2 separate regions of the Homo sapiens genome follow, and region 2 is linked to region 1. Evidence: read pairs that join two places in POLR2A ChIA-PET (ENCODE). Cell type or tissue: K562. All regions are shown on one strand. Each heading gives the region's core, and the rest is flanking DNA. Links, peaks and the distances in the headings are about the cores only. Region 1 has its middle 7.3 kb from the start of PHF19. Region 2 overlaps MEGF9 (multiple EGF like domains 9).

Region 1 (5,382 bases), core at 95-5,094:
TGAAGTCTTGCTCTGTTGCCTAGGCCAGAGTGCAGTGGCACGATCTCGGCTCACTGCAAACTCTGCCTCCCAGGTTCAAGCAATTCTCCTGCCTCAGCCTCCTGGGTAGCCGGGGTTCCAGGTGCACGCTATCACGCCTGGCTAATTTTTGTATTTTTAGTAGAGATTGGGTTTCACCATGTTGGTCAGGCTGGTCTTGAACTCCTGACTTCATGATCCACCAGCCTTGGCCTTCCAAAGTGTTGGGATTACAGGTGCGTGCCACTGCACCTGGCCCACCCTTCTCTTTTAAGGCTTGTCACAGCGTGGTGAGCCAGGTGTGGCAGGCATCAGGTCCATTTTGCAGGGGATGAAATGGAGGTTTGGAAAGGCGTAGTGATAAACTCAGTGTCACACACAATAGAGAGTCAGGGCTTGTCCCCTCTGCTCAGCAGTGTCTCAGTACCTCTCTGTCCAGGGAGACCACCAAAGGGCCAGAGAGCCCTGAGAGAAGGTTCCCTGCCTCCCAGTGATCCATCCTCTTCCTTCTGCTGTGCTATTCTATGTTTTCTTTCAATTAAGGACAATTTGGAAAATGTCAAAAAGCACGAGGAAGAAAATAAAAGTAACTTGTGATTTTCACTGTTACTTTTAAAATCAGATTTATCGAAATATACTTCACGTATGACAAATTCACTTACTTAAAATATACAGTCATTATTTTGAGAGAACATCATTTTCTTTCAGAAATACTTATTTGAATACCAAACAAGTTAGCCTATATGAAAGTGCTCTACAGCCAGGCACAGTGGCTCATGCCTGTAATCCCAGCACTTTGAGAGGCTGAGGTGGGCGGATCACCTGAGGTCCGGAGTTCAAGACCAGCCTGGCCAACATGATGAAACCCCATCTTTACTAAAAATACAAAAATTAGTCGTGCATGGTGGCGGCCACCTGTAATCCCAGCTACTTGGGAGGCTGAGGCAGGAGAATCTCTTGAGCCCAGAAGGCGTAGGTTGCAGTGAGCCGATATTGTGCCATTGCACTCCAGCCTGGGTGACAAGAGCAAAACTCCATCTCAAAAAAAAAAAAAAAAAGAAAGAAACTGCTCTACACACAAGAGGCTTTTCACAAATATGAATAATTATTATTACATAATTTTTGGAAGTAATTATTATGCAGGTGACCAGTTAGACGAGCCCATGTTTTATGGCCTGAATTTCGGGGTTGGTTTATCATGTCCTCAGCATGGAGGTGTAGAGAGTTTTCAGATTACAGTAGAAAGCACGGTTATTAACACCAGTTTTAAAAAAAATGGTTGCCAGGGTCAGACTGTGACCTGTTGGCATGCCTGTGGCCTTGGTTAGCTGCCAAACTATAAACACCTTTACCTGTGGCTTTTGTGGGGAAATGAGAGAAGTCTGCCTGCCTTCTCTGTGAACCCAGGGGGTGTAGAAAAGAAAGGGGAGCCTTCACCAGACACTGGAGATCCTATTTCCCTGCCTTGCCAGCTTGCTGTGGAACCAAGGATCCCTTCCCTTGTCTAAATTTTAGTCTCCCCATCTGTTAAAGATAAAGTGGTGGTTTGTTCACCCTTTCAACATAGTGCACATGTGTAGCGAACCATGCTGTAGGCAGGCACCATGCTAGGAATGACAGGCGTGGCATGAAGATGAATAAGATGCAGCCTTTGATCTCAGGAAGCTCCCGGTCCAGCCGGGCACGGTGGCTCATGCCTGAAATCCCAGCACTTTGGGAGGCTGAGGTGGGTGAATTGCCTGAGCTCCGGAGTTCGAGCCCAGCCTGGGCAACTTGGTGAAATCCCATCTCTACCAAAAATACAAAGAATTAGCTGGGCATGGTGGCATGCACCTGTGGTCCTAGCTACTTGGGAGCCTGAGGTGGGAGGATCACTTGAGCCTGGAGGCAGAGGTTGCAGTGAGCTGAGATCACACCGTGCACTCCAGCAGCCTGGGTGACAGAACAAGACACTGTCTCCAAAAAAAAAAAAAAAAAAAATAGAAGCTCCTGGTCCAGAGCTAGGGGGTGGGGCTAGGGGGACAGACAGATTGATAGATAATTGTGGGAGGGTGTCGAGACAAGGAGTGATCAGGACAAGGAGGGTCAGACCACAATGACCTCTAAGTTGCCTCTGATGGCAAAATTATTTGATTCTATGAACTCAGTCTAAGCTTTGTTTCTCCCTCACTCGGTAACCTAGGATGGGTCACTTCTCTAATCAGGGCTTCAGATGGACTCACTGGTCAATATATGAAGTCTAGAACAAATGAGTTGCTCCCAGTCATTCTTTATAAAGGTTGTTATATAAAGATTTGACCCACCAAAAGCTGCATTGACTATTTGCGAGATATTTTGTCTTCTTGTTTTTTATCAATTAGGTCTACATACTACATTCAATTAGAGATTTTGATTGATATGATTAAAACAGTGTGATCATAAAAGACTGACTCAGATATAGTTAATTAAAGATACCTTTAAAGTTTTCCCCACGTTAAAATACAGAGGTGTCATTTTATTAATGAACTCCAGTATTTACAAGGCATCCTTTCTGGAATCAAGCAATCCATGAGTCGATCCGCGTGAGGTGGATGAGCTCCTGGCCCCAAGCTGGGTGTGTAGGAGAAAGAGGAAATGTATGAGATGAGAGCTGCTCCCCGGGAGCCAAGGCTCTTGCTGGGCATTTCATGAAGGAGACAAGATATAACCAACTGCCCAAGATATAGCCAGAGGAGAGCAAATAAGAAGATAGTGGATACAACAGGGTCATTTGTATGATTCAACTAGTATTGGTGGAACTGAGGTTTGAACCCAGGTGATATGGTGTATTCAAAAGCTAATGCCAGTCTGGGCACGGTGGCTCACACCTGTAATGCCAGCACTTTGGGAGGCTGAGGTGGGCGGATCACCAGAGGCCAGGAGTTTGAGACCAGCCTGGCCAACATGGTGAAACCAGATCTCTACCAAAAAATACAAAAAAAAAAAAAAAAATTAGCTGGATGTGGTGGTACACGCCTATGATCCCAGCTACTCCAGAGGCCGAGGCATGAGAATCACTTCAACCCTGGAGGCAGAAGTTGCAGTGAGTTCAGATAGCACCACTGCACTCTGGCCTAGGAGCGAGACTCTGTCTAAAAAAATAAAAATAAAAATTAAAAAAAGCCAATACCAGCCACTCATGTAAATCCCAACTACTTAGGAGGTTGAGGTGGGAGAATCATTTGAGGCCAGGAGTTCAAGACCAGCCTGGGCAACATAGCAAGACCACATCTCTAAAAATAAAAATAAATTAGCTGGGGTGGTGACATGCACCTGCAGCGCCAACTACTCAGGAGGCTGAAGTAGGAGGATTGCTTGAACCCAGAAGTTCGAGGATGCAGTAAGCTATGATTACATCACTGCACTCCAGTCTGAGCAACAGAGTGAGACCCTGTGTCTTAATGGAGGGAACCTTCCAAGTCAAGTTTTCCAACTTCTCATTTTCAGATGGGGAAACGGATATCTAGAAAGCAGGAGAGGTTCGGCGCAGTGGTTCACGCCTGTAATCCTAGCACTTTGGGAGGCCGAGGCGGGCAGATCATGAGGTCAAAAGTTTGAGACCAGCCTGGCCAACATGGTGAAACCTCGTCTCTACTAAAAGTACAAAAATGAGCTGGGCATGGTGATGTGCGCCTGTAATCCCAGCTACTGGGAATGCTGAGGCAGGAGAATGGCTTGAACCCAGGAGGCGGAGGTTGCAGTGAGCCGATATCATGCCACTGCACTCCAGCCTGGGTGACAGAGCAAGACTCTATCTTGGAAAAAAAAAAAAAAAAACAAAGCAGGAGAGGTCTGGCCAAAGTCCTGCAGGAAAGACGCATTCAAGATGAAGTAGTAAATCAGCACATGAGCCATAAGTGGGTCCAGGCCTCTGCCCCTCCCTTGCCCAGAGATGTATGCCATGCCACTTTTGTCAGGTCCCCAGCAGTCCTCTTGAGTTTTTTAATTGCCAAAATTTATTTTAAAATCCTTCTGTTTGAGTGTTCCATGACATGTGACCTTCTTATGAGTTTCAGAGGTAATCCCTGCCTGGGTGGAGGAATACCTAAGTGACCTTCAGGACCTCTTTCAGCTTGGAGAAGCGGAAATTCTGTTGCCAGAATTCCATGGCTCTTTAAAGCTAATCTTCACTCTTTTACAGCTCTCAGAAGGAACTCTCACGTCTGGCCTTTCTCTGTTGTCTGTTCTGCTCCCTGATCTTCGGCTTAAGTTGGGGCAATAGTTCCAAGAGGTTTAGCTGGGACCATTCAGATCTGTGTCTTATAGCTGCTTCTTCCAAGATTACAATTCAAAGTCCCAGATGCCTCCCCCTGCAGAGGAGAGGAAACATCTGGGCTGGAGCTGCACGGAGAGAGCCCAGCTGTGTGGGACATCCCTCAGGGTAGGAGCCTGTGAGCTGAGAGCTCTTCATTGCAGATGTGGTTCTAACCATCGGGGTCTGGGTCTCACCCATGAGGCTTCGACAGGCCCCAGGCATGTGTGTGCAGGGAATCTGAACAGTCAGCCTGCAGGAAAGAGGCTCTGGGGAGTTATATGTGGCTGGTGTGGTGGCAAGTAGAGTTTGTATGGACACCGAACCAAAATAGAGAAATGCGAAGGCAGCTAGACAGAAAGTGGGTGGGGGGAAGCATTCCAAGGAACAGACCTCTGCAGCAAGGAGCTTGGTCTGTGCAGGTCACAGGGAAAGCAAAGAAAAACATAGGCTCAAACCACGAGTCATTTATTCACTCATCCTTCACGGCTAACCACAGCATTTAGCCATGCACTCCTGGTGTGACTATGGAGATCCCTTCCACAGCCAGATGACCCAATGTCAGCTGGAGTGTTTCCCACTCCAACGGCTGGTTCATCCAGCCTGTAGTCACCGCCCTCTGGCAGAGGCACCACTCTGGGCTGACCCCTCTGTGATGGTCAATTTTATATGTCCACATGACTAAGCTATCATACCTAGTTATTTAATCCAACATCAATCTAGGTGTCGCTGTCAAGGCATCTTAGAGATGTGGTTAACATTTATCATCAGTTGACTTTAAGAAAAATTCCCTCGAGACCAGCCTGGCCAGTATGGTGAAACCCTGTCTCTACTAAAAATACAAAAAAATTAGCCGGGTGTGATTGCACACACCTATACAGCTACCCGGGAGGCTGAGGCAGGAGAATTGCTTGAACCTGGGAGATGGAGGTTGCAATGAGGCGAGATCGCCCCACTGCACTCCAGCCTAGGTGACAGAGCCAGACTCTGTCTAAAAAAAAAAAAAGAAAAGAAAAGAAAAGAAAAAAGAAAATTACCCTCGATAGAGTGAGTAGGCCACAGCCAATCAGTGGAAGGCCTTAAGAGTAAAAACA
Region 2 (5,382 bases), core at 320-5,319, 260 kb before region 1:
GAAAGCTGGCCTTGTGTTTGGGGATCCTCTTGTTTCCAACCATCATGCAAGCCTCAAATGACTGCCAAAAACATTTCTTGTATCTCTTTCCTAAAGAATTCCTTTGCTTGGGTCTAGCTCATTCTTTGCCTATGCTCAGAATCAGCAAATGTCCCCTGGAAAGACAATGGCTGGTGATCATCAGTTTACCTAGGAAGAGTTCCAACCTTTCTGGAATTTTAGTTCCTATAGTTCTCCTTGCCTCCATAGGTATATGACTTTTTTTTTTTTTTTTTAATTTACGTACTTTTTCAAGTTTGTTGTAGCAGGAGTTTGGCTTGCTGTGATCTAGTACATCCTACTTAGAAGATAAAGGCCCTTCCAAACTATTTCAGAAGAATCAACCTATAGCTGAAAGATTTCCAAATTAAAAGAACAGTGGAATAATTACATGACAAAGTTAAGGAAAGTACGTACCTGTGAGGGCATCGCAACTGGCAGACCGATTATTGCATTGGCAGGGCAAGCAGCCATTCTTACTAAAGCCATAATATCCATCTTGGCATCGGTCACATATAGAGCCAATGACACCCACTTTGCACTGGCATTTCCCAGAACTGCAAATAAAAGCAAAGACAATGAATAAAAGTAAATCAATTTAAAAGTTGTATTGAGTAACACCCCAGAAGGGAAAGAAAGCCCAGCTCATGTAAATCATATATACTTACCATATCTCAAAGCCTTGTGTCCAAATAAATCACCTATCAAATTCTGTATTGCTATTAAAAGCTGTCTAGTGTATTGCATAATGCAATTTCTTAGCTAACAAATAATTTTACAGAAAATTTAAAATGGAGGCATTTGAAAGCAGGAGTAATAATGATGATGCAATGAGCTATCATTTATTGAGGGCTTATGTCAATAAATATATTTTTTCTCTAATCCTCAAGGTAGTTCTACCTGGTGAGGGTCATAATACTTATTTTACTACTGAGAAAATTCAGATAAAGTTACTGTCCTCAGCTAGTAAGTCAAGTCTATTCATACAAAGCCAGACTTTTCCCCACCATACTATCTACTCCTAAGATTGACTCTAAATTGGTACAAGAAATTTGTCTGCCAAATAACTTGATATCCACTTAGGTATCAAGCTTCATTCTGTAGATCCAAAGCATTACAATTCACCATCTATATAGGTCCTGACTCCAGTGATGGTGTTTATGCCCTGTCCACAATAAATCTTGCTCTCTTTTCTCACTGCAAGTAAATTTCAGGTCTTTAACAAAGGCTGAGAAATCTTATTGCTTGAAGAGAAGCTGCAGCCTAACAAAGTCAAAGGTTCTCAGAGATAGAAGCCCAAATATTTTGATGTTTAAAGCTTAAATAAAATTTGTACTGATCATAGTATAGGAGATGTTTTTAAAAATGCAACAAAAATTTACATTATCTAATTTATACTATCAAGCATGAATCTATGAATCTTAAGTAATTTAGTAAAGAAAAAAGAAAAGAAGCCACACACATATACGGTCTTACACAAGAATATCCCAAGGTACTTAAAGATCTAGCAAAGAAAACCTGTATTCATAAAAAATAAAATTCAGGAATATTTTATGACTCAATAAGAAGGAACCAGTCAATCGAAGCCACTCTATACTATCAGAAAATTATAAAGAACATAATGTACCTTTCAAAGAATGGCTTACAACACTTCATCAGCTTATTTCCAAGGCTTTTAAAATGTTAATCAAAATATGCTTACTCCTCATTCCTCTAAATATGTTATTCAATATACAAAAGGATAAACAGTTACTTTCAATGATGGTGTTTGCCTAACCCACAACCTACAAGAAGAAGGTATTAGTTTCGAACACAAAATCACTTAATAATATTGTGTAACCATAATATAGCCAATGTTCCCAAAGTAGTTGCTATTCCTGAAGTGGGTTTTCCCTTAATAATTCTTGGGGCACTAAAAGACTTTCTATCTGGAGGATCTGCTCCTTAATTGCTGATTTAAAGTGACTTAATGAATCTTGATAAAGTAGTTGTCTGAGTGTACATACCATGCTTTATTTTTTCCTGGGTGATTTTTGTTCGTTTTTGTTTTTTGAGAAAGGGTCTCATTTAGTCCCCTAGGCTGCAGTGGCGTGATTTCGGCTCACTGCAGCCTCAACTTCCTGGGTTCAGGTGGTCCTTCTGCCTCAGCCCCTCAAGTAGCTGGGACTACAGGTATGCGCCACCACATCCGGCTAATTTTTGTATTTTTTGTGGAGACAGGGTTTTCCCCTGTTGCCCAGGCTGGTCTCAAACTCCTGAGCTCAAGCAATCCGTCTGCCTTGGCCTCCGAAAGTGCTAGCATTACAGGTATGAGACACCATGCATGGCCAGATTTTAAAACAACAAGAAAAAAAAAGGTGCTTTTCTCTCTTTTAAAAGAAAATATAGGCCGGGCGTGGTGGCTCACACCTTTATCCCAGCACTTTGGGAGGCTGAGGTGGGTGGGTCACTTGAGGTCACAAGTTCAAGACCAGTGATCAGCCTGGCCAACATGGTGAAACCCCGTCTCTACCAAAAATACAAAAATTAGTCAGAGTGGTGGTGTGTGCCTGTAGTTCCAGCTACCTGGGAGGCTGAAGCAGGAGAACTGCTTGAACCCAGAAGACGGAGGGTGCAGTGAGCCAAGATCATATCACTGCATTCCAGCTTGGGTGACAGAGTGAGACTCCGTCTCAAAAAAAAAAAAAAAAAAAATGAAGTGAGGAATTTTGGTTGTGAGGCTGCACTACTAGTGCTTTTGCATCATGTTATTCATGGCCCAAGGCCAATTTCTGCATGTATAAGAATTAAATTTATCAGGCATGGTGGCACATGCCTATAGTCCCAGCTACTCAGGAGGCTGAGGCAGGAAGATCACTTGAGCCCAGGAGTTCTAGGCTGCCTGAACTACTCCAACTGCAGTTAAACAGGAATAAACAGCTGGGTCCACTTATCTCAAATTAAACCTGTCTCTCATAAAGCCCCACAGACCAAGAAACACAGGAGACTAATCCTGCAACCACCCAATGGGTTCACCTTGCCCACTGCCTAGGCAGAGCTGATTTATCAAGATGGGGGAATTGCAATACAGAAAGAGTAATTCATGCAGAGCCAGCTGTGCAGGAGACCAGAGCTTTATTATTACTCAAATCAGTTTCCCTAAGTATTCAGGGATTAGGGTTTTTAAGGACAACTTGGTGGGTGGGGTGAAACCAGGGAGCCAGAAGTGCTGACTGGTTAGGCAGGAAATGACATCACAGGGAATTGAAGCCATCCTCTTGAGCTGAGTGTGCCATGATCGGGCCTGTGAATAGCCACTGTACTCCAGCCTGGGCGACACAGGGAGACTCTGTCTCTTAAAAAAAAGATTTAAATCGGCCAGGTGCAGTGGCTCATGCCTGTAATCCTAGCACTTTCGGAGGCTGAGGCGAGTGGATCACGAGGGCAGGAGTTCGAGACCAGCCTGGCCAACATAGTGAAACCTCGTCTCTACTAAAAATACAAAAATTAGCAGGGCATGGTGGCACACACCTGTAGTCCCAGCTACTCGGGAGGCTGAGGCAGGAGAATCGCTTGAACCTGTGAGGTGGAGGTTGTGGTGAGCCAAGATTGCGCCACTGCACTCCAGCCTGGGTGACAGCAAGACTCTGTCTCACAAAAAAAAAAAAAAAAAAAAAAAGAAAGAAAAGAAATCACTCAGCAAATATAAAGCTTTGCCTGTGTGACTTCCTTCGTAGAATAAAGACTTTACAACACTCCCTTTCATGGTCTCTCTCTGTTAAAGACTTGAATGCTTTCTGAAGCAAAGGTCAATGATATAAATGCAATGAAACCAAAAAAGAAAAAAAAAAGGCTGTGAACAGACCACTTATGCTTATCCATAGATTTGAAATGAAAGAACCAAAACCCACAGCTTCATAACTGGAGAATAAATGTGTAGAACTGGATTTTAAATAGAAATCAGACATCTGTACTATGAGATCAGCTAACAATTTAAGATAAAATTTGCTTATCTGGTCTTAATGACATGTTGCTAGTAAAGTACCAAGATAGCACAAAAATTATATCAGAAAAAAAAGAATATAGAATTATTCATAAACGAAGCATAAGCATTGTGGAGCTACGCTGCATTAAGTGTAACTATGCATATACTACACATTTCTTAAATTATCCCAAAAGGGATTCTCAGATTTTCTTGTGGTAGTAATGCTCAGTTATAGAACTTACATACTCATGGGTGTGAACAACTCCTGCAAGGTTTTAACACTTTAGAAAAAAGCATTTTTTAAGTGTATATAAATAAAAACATATTTTACAACACTAATAGTCATTACTTTTTCAAAAGAAAATTCACTGGTGTATCATCTCAAGATATGGTACATATCTATGTCACATGAATACAAGCCAAATTACCTTTTTAAAGACTCTGTTTAAGATGAGTGGGTGGAGAAGCTTCAGAATTTCCATTATTTTACAGTCACATTGATTAGGTGGGATGGGTATAATACAGGAAAGGAGTATCAGAGTTTATGGAAAAAACCAGCCCGAGGAAACAGAGTTTGGTTCATATTCCAGCTCTACTAGTGACTAGCTGGCACAAAGTATTCATTCTATCTTGGCCTCTGTATTCTCATTTGTTAAGTGAAGACAATTATACCAACCTTTGTAGTATATTAAAAATTGCATACACAATGCATTTAGCACAGTGTCTGGCACATACTCAGTACTCAAAAATGAAAGCAACTATGGACATGATGACAGTGATCCTAGATCTTAAATATTTTCTGAGAATTCTAAGGAAAGTAGGTTAGAATTCCCAGTTGGCAAAGACAGGGAAGACTAAGTTACTTACTTTTAAAATTTAAAATTTGTAAGTAATTTAAAATTTTAGAATTCTGTTAATAAAACTAAAAAAAAGCAAAACATTAAAGGATAATTACTAGTTTGTAGCAAAAATATGGCTAGAAAAAGAGAGCACATTATAAACACATGGTAGAAACAGTTTTGGGGGAAAAAATTTTAATCGAGAAGAGAAAGGATCTGCAAAATCCTACATTAGGTGGGATCAAAGCCAGCTGGACCTGACTTGCTTTTCTACCAACTAGTTAATGATTTATTTCTAAATTGTTAAATGTCTTGGCATGTTTTTTGTTATCAAGAAAGTCTATTTTCTTCCTAAGATTTACAAGATATAAAGTACGTGTGTATGTATATTTTTAGGTATCACATTATCAATTTTAACTCAAGCAGTTACAGAATAATTAAAAATTATACATAGTTCTTTCCTTTTTCTTTTTTTTGAGATGGAGTCTTGCTCTGTCACCCAGGTTGGAGTGGTGCAGTGGCACAATCTCGGCTTACTGC

What was found. ChIA-PET counts read pairs that join two places held together with the same protein. Peaks named below come from ENCODE experiments on the same cell type or tissue, not always from the same donor. Only the 100,000 strongest peaks of a DNase experiment are listed, where the experiment ranks them.
Region 2: POLR2A ChIA-PET joins it to region 1 with 5 read pairs; 2 of 35 experiments call an interaction of 5 or more read pairs at or near these places.

Annotation. Positions count from the first base shown.
Region 1 is chr9:120,881,784-120,887,165 of GRCh38, forward strand. It overlaps a transcript of PHF19 not described here. Among named protein-coding and RNA genes, the nearest start is that of PHF19, 7.3 kb to the left of the region's middle. In K562, for the core only: no CTCF peak of the experiment used is centred there; DNase peaks (open chromatin) are centred at 2,051, 4,135, 4,408 and 4,721.
Region 2 is chr9:120,622,160-120,627,541 of GRCh38, forward strand. MEGF9 (multiple EGF like domains 9) reads right to left here. Exons shown (of 6, transcript NM_001080497.3): 3 at 457-596. Among named protein-coding and RNA genes, the nearest start is that of CDK5RAP2, 45 kb to the left of the region's middle. In K562, for the core only: no CTCF peak of the experiment used is centred there; no DNase peak of the experiment used is centred there.